Linked DNA regions of Homo sapiens: region 2 is linked to region 1. Evidence: chromatin contacts called from ENCODE Hi-C or POLR2A ChIA-PET data. All regions are on one chromosome and are shown on one strand. The core of a region is the stretch at or near the end of the contact, and the rest is flanking DNA. Distances in the headings are between cores, read along the strand shown. Region 1 has its middle 15 kb from the start of DNAH17. Region 2 overlaps USP36 (ubiquitin specific peptidase 36).

Region 1 (2,700 bases), core at 129-2,628:
ACTAAAAATACAAAAAAGTAGCCAGGTGTGGTGGAGGGCGCCTGTAATCCCAGCTACTCAGGAGGCTGAGGCAGGAGAATCGCTTGAACCTGTGAGGTGGAGGGTGCAGTGAGCCAAGATCGCGCCACTGTACTCCAGCCTGGGCAACAGAGCGAGACTCCGTCTCAAAAAAAAAAAAAAAAAAAAAAACAGAAACAAAAAAAACAAAGAGAAAGAGAGAGAGGGGATATAAGCAGGTATGCCTCACCTCCCTGGGAGATCGGGCTGGGAATTCAATTTTTCAGGTGACTATGTGGTCAACTTGGCCAAGAGGGGGTTCATTCAGTTGGTGGTGAGGCTCAGGATTTTATTTTTCATTTTTAATAATTATTCTATAATCTACAACCAGATATACTCTTATACCCAAGCTTTAATATAATTTTACACCTACTAAACCCCCACTACCTGTATATAAACTGTAAATTAAAACACTATTTCAAAACAGTCCGACAAACCCCCTCTAAAAGACTTCTCCCAGGCTGTGGTCGGTCTCTAGTCCTCAATAAAACTTCTAAATAAAACTAACTTTGAAATCGTAAAAAATAATTTTTTTCCTTCCTCAACATACTTTAGCACTAGCCAGGCAAGACAAGAAAGGCAGTAAGGACTGTTGCGATTCCTCGTTCCCATCTATAATTTTTTTTTTTTTTTTTTTTTTTTGAGAGAGAGTCTCCCTCTGTCACCCAGGCTGGAGTGCAGTGGTGTGATCTCAGCTCACTGCAATCTCCGCCTCCTGGGTTCAAGCGATTCTCCTGCCTCAGCCTCCCCAGTAGCTGGGATTACAGGCGCATGCACGCCCGGCTAATTTTTGTATTCTTAGTAGAGACGGGGTTTCACCATGTTGGCCAGGCTGGTCTCAAGCTCCTGACCTCAAGTGATCCACCTGCCTCGGCCTCCCAAAGTGCTGGGATTACAGGCGTGAGCCACCGCGCCCTGCCCCCATCTGTATTTTTAATAGAGATGGGGTTTCACCACGTTTGCCAGGCTGGTCTCAACTCCTCCTAGTTCCCTATTGCTTAAGAAGCCTTCAGGGAGGGAGGCCAGACTGCACGGAAACGCGCCTTGGGTAATTAATTCCCAAAGCTGGGTTGCGCCATCCACCGCGGTGCTTGACGCGGGGTCAGGAGGCGGCTTCCGGAGGCCAGCTAGTCTCTGCAGCGCGGATAATCTTCCCTCCCCACCGCAGGAGTCTGGTGCTCCTCAGAGATGAGCCCTGTCACAGTGGAATAAATGTCCTTGGGGTAGATTTCGAGACAGACAGACGTGAGTCAAACCACAGGCAGGAAATTTCATTTCCAGACTGCGCTCAAATTCTTTTTTCCTGACTCATGACATTCAAAACACATTTCATTTTACAGACCAAGCTGAGCGCCCTTCGGCCAGAGGCCCCGACCCCAGGGCCATGTGGTTCACTCCCTTCCTTCCCTTCAAGTTCAGAGTTAAACTTGAGAGCTTCCTGCAAACAGGACCAAAGGTCAACAGAAGCGCGGGGCAGGAAGGGGAGGGTGCTCTCTGAATGGGGGAAGCCCAGTGCCTTGCCGCTTTTTGACATCATTTGGACTCAGATATTTAACTTACAGCACTTGATTTTCATCATAGAGTTTTTTTTTTCCCAATATATTATAAACCAAGTCACTGAGGAAGAGATTATTCTATAATACAGTTTAGGGTTTAAAAAAATATATTCCAGGGCCGGGCACAGTGGCTCACGCCTGTAATCCCAGCACTTTGGGAGGCCAAGGCAGGTGGATTACCTGAGGTCAGGAGTTCGAGACCAGCCTGGCCAACATGGTGAAACCCCCCCCCCGTCTCTACAAAAAATACAAAATTAGCTGGGTGTGGTGGTGCACACCTGTAATTCCAGTTACTCTGGAGGCTGAGGCAGGAGAATCACCTGAACCCGGCAGGCGGAGATTGCAGTGAGCCGAGATTGTACCATTGCACTCCAGCCTGCACAAGAGTGAAACTCTGTCTCAAAAAAAATAAATAAATAAAATATATATATATATATATATATATATATATTCCAAAGAAAAGGGGTCTTTGTCCCTTTAAGGAAAGAAATTTGGTATTTCCAGATGTCTGGTAGAAGTTGAGCTACAACATGCTGGAAGCCCGGGGAGGGACCATTGACCTCCTAGAGCCCAGCCTGTCCTTGAATCCCCACCCAGCGAAGATGTGAAGTGAGCTGGGGCAAGGGGCATGATGAGCGGACGGACGGCCCGGAAAAGCCCAGGTAGGCGCCGGGCACTCCCTCTCTCCCTGCAGCAGCAGGAGGCACAGGCTGCAGGGTCACAGCCAGGGTCTCTCCTGCTAGGGAAACAGTCACCGTGAGCGAGCCCAGCCACCATGGCAGAGGTGACAGGTACTCCCGAGTTCTGAGCGCTCCTCTATCGTTCTGCTGTGCGCCTGGCTGCTCACCGGAAAGCATTTGTCTCTGAGTCCAATCCGCCCTGATTTCTCATTTGTTTGGTTGGTGATGGTTCTGCTGAAATAGACCCAGAGCAGCAAGGGTCACTTCTGAGGAGCGTGGACCCATGGAGCAAAGATTCCCCGCCCTGTGTGTACTTGGACCCAAACAGGTGCTTTGAAAGCCTCCACGCTTGGCCCCGACCCTCCAGTGCCCTTAATTCTCAAAGCGTCCCAGGTGATTCTGCCCGT
Region 2 (2,700 bases), core at 1-2,500, 210 kb before region 1:
AAAACCTCTCACCCCGTCGTTGCCTCCACTTGGCCCGTCCATAGAGCCAGGTAAGCTTTGGGCCGGGATCTTCTGGGTGCCAACTGGTTCTCCCTGTGGTTGCGTGTGCTTGGCTGGTGAGGAGTTGGACGAATCGCCAACCTCACAGGACAGACAAAGCATTGGGGCAGCCAGGAGGTACAGGGGGGCGTCACTGACCAAGATCCCCCTCTTCTGTGTTCCCCTGTGGTAAAGGAGCTTTGGGTGGTGAAGGCAGTTCGGCCTCTGCAGTCCTGATGTCTTAGTTCTGTCTTTGTTGGTGGTCTGTCTGCGACATCCTTGTGGTGATGTGGTGTGCTGGGGACTGACCTGTCCTGTATCCCTACCAGCCCCATGACAGTACTTCCCAGTCGAAGAGAAAGGCGAAGTGAGGCCTTGGCGAGAGGCTTGAGTGAGCTCGGAGTCCCGAGCGTTTTTTGTGGGACGTCTTGCCTGCTAGCGTCATGCAGGTTAAGAACTGTCTCAGGGCTCTCGGGTTCCTCTGCAGACACCTGCCAGAGATGCAGCCCCTTCCCTGTGCATGTGGGCCCTGGTCCGCAGGGGCTGCCTGCGTCTCTTAGGTGCCTCGAGTGGCAGGAAGTTGAGAGTAACTGGTAAATGGCTGTCTGGAAGCCGCTGGGAGTGGGGACGGAAGCAGTGAAAGATGGGGTGAGTCATGAGGCGGCCTGCGGGGACTGTACTGGTGGCCTCGGCGCTGGGTTCTAGTTCTAGAATCTCCAGTGCTACATGAGGGCGAGGTATGACTGTGCGTCGCCCACAGCCTCTGCCTTACTCTCCTCTCACATATACACACACAAGCACACCTCTGCCCTATACCTAGCATAAGATTTGTGTACGTGGGAGGGCCTTAAGTGTTTGGGTGTTTTTCGTTTCTTGCCTTATAAGCTTTTTTGGAAAAGATTCCAGAAGACACTTAGAGTAATCAAACATCGTGCAGCTGGCATGGCCCTTATAGTTTGTTTAGATGATGACGGGGGTCCTGTTTTCTGCAGGAACCCTGGGAGGTGGGCTTTGTGGTCCCAGCTCATTGACAAATGAGAACATGGTGGTTCAGAGTGGGAAGTTAATTTTCCTAGAGACACATAGCTGGCAAGAGGGAGCCTCACTGGGTTCGGCACTAGATCCTGTCCCGGACACGCCTTGCTCATGATTCTGCTCTACGCATCTGTGTCCCGGTTTCAGCGTCCTAATGACGGTAATGTGGAGGTGTCATTAGGCCAGCTCAACACTTGCTTTCCTTATGAGGCTCATTTCCTGCCCGGGAACACCCTGAGACTTTCGGAGGTTGGAAAATAAATCCTCACGGGATCTTTTTTTTCCTTACCATTTATTGTTTCGTGAAGGTTTCCTCCCTTAACACATTTGTATTAAAGATGTTTTTACATTAGAGCTCGCAAAAATACTTGAATTGCTTGGTGACAAGAAACTAAGGCATGGAACAATTCTTATTAACTTTGCCTTTTAAAAAAAAAAAAATTTTTTTTTTGACTTTTAAAATCACGTGTTGGCTTGCTTTTTTTTTTTTTTTTTTTTTTTTTTTTAAATCTCAGGGATCAGTTATTTTAAGTTCCAGGGTACATGTGCAGGATGTAAAGGTTTGTTACAGAGGTGCCATGGTGGTTTGCTGCACCTATCAACCCACCACCTAGGTAACTTTGTTTTTTTTTTTTTGTTTTTGTTTTTGTTTTTTTGGTTTTTTTTTTTTTTGAGACGGAGTCTTGCTTTGTCGCCCAGGCTGGAGTGCAGTGGCGCGATTCGGCTCACTGCAACCTCCACCTCCCAGGTTCAAGCGATTCTCCTGCCTCAGTCTCCTGACTAGCTGAGATTACAGGCGTGTGCCACCACGCCCGGCTAATTTTGTATTTTTAGTAGAGATGGGGTTTCACCATGTTGGCTAGGCTGGTCTCAAACTTCTGACCTCAGGTGATCCAGCCACCTTGGCTTCCCAAAGTGCTGGAATTATAGGCATGAGCCACTGTACCTGGCCAACTTTGCATTTAAATAGATGTTGAATTAATTGTTAGCTTTCTTTCAAACATACATGTAACTTAATGTGTATCTGAAAACTACAGGGTAAAAGCCTTTTCAGATTTTTAGGTGAAAGGGAGGGGAGTGAGGGTAGACAGAAGGAACAGCTCTGCTGGGTCTTTCAGAACATCCTCTCCCTGTTTCCTGGCTGTCCCCACAGGGCTGTGTCACCTGCTCCCCAATCATCCAGCCGCCTGCAACCCCCCTTCAGCCCCCACCCCACATTGCTGTCCAGTACCCCCAAGCCCCCAGGGACGTCAGAACCACGGAGCTGCTCCTCCATCTCGACGGCGCTGCCTCAGGTCAACGAGGACCTTGTGTCTCTTCCACACCAGTTGCCAGAGGCCAGTGAGCCCCCCCAGAGCCCCTCTGAGAAGAGGAAAAAGACCTTTGTGGGAGAGCCGCAGAGGCTGGGCTCAGAGACGCGCCTCCCACAGCACATCAGGGAGGCCACTGCGGCTCCCCACGGGAAGAGGAAGAGGAAGAAGAAGAAGCGCCCGGAGGACACAGCTGCCAGCGCCCTGCAGGAGGGGCAGACACAGAGACAGCCTGGGAGCCCCATGTACAGGAGGGAGGGCCAGGCACAGCTGCCCGCTGTCAGACGGCAGGAAGATGGCACACAGCCACAGGTGA

Evidence for each region. A loop is a pair of places that touch in the nucleus more often than their neighbours do. ChIA-PET counts read pairs that join two places held with the same protein, here RNA polymerase II (POLR2A). Pooled maps may share reads with other maps.
Region 2: a loop to region 1 is called in a map of heart left ventricle, with 2.7 times the contacts of the local background. The contact joins two enhancer-like sites. A Hi-C loop is called at or near these places in 2 of 168 maps with a recorded cell type or tissue (breast epithelium and heart left ventricle) and 4 of 50 pooled maps. POLR2A ChIA-PET finds 5 or more read pairs at or near these places in 1 of 52 experiments (Panc1).

Annotation. Positions count from the first base shown.
Region 1 is chr17:78,591,074-78,593,773 of GRCh38, reverse strand. No RefSeq gene overlaps it. Among named protein-coding and RNA genes, the nearest start is that of DNAH17, 15 kb to the right of the region's middle. Within about 2 kb of position 1,378, at least 31 of the 41 ENCODE cell types and tissues checked have a DNase peak (open chromatin) inside an H3K27ac peak, as active enhancers do; they include heart left ventricle, where a contact is called at or near this core.
Region 2 is chr17:78,803,506-78,806,205 of GRCh38, reverse strand. USP36 (ubiquitin specific peptidase 36) reads left to right here. Exons shown (of 21, transcript NM_001385174.1): 15 at 1-50; 16 at 2,228-2,700. Among named protein-coding and RNA genes, the nearest start is that of CYTH1, 23 kb to the right of the region's middle. Within about 2 kb of position 1,250, at least 9 of the 41 ENCODE cell types and tissues checked have a DNase peak (open chromatin) inside an H3K27ac peak, as active enhancers do; they include heart left ventricle, where a contact is called at or near this core.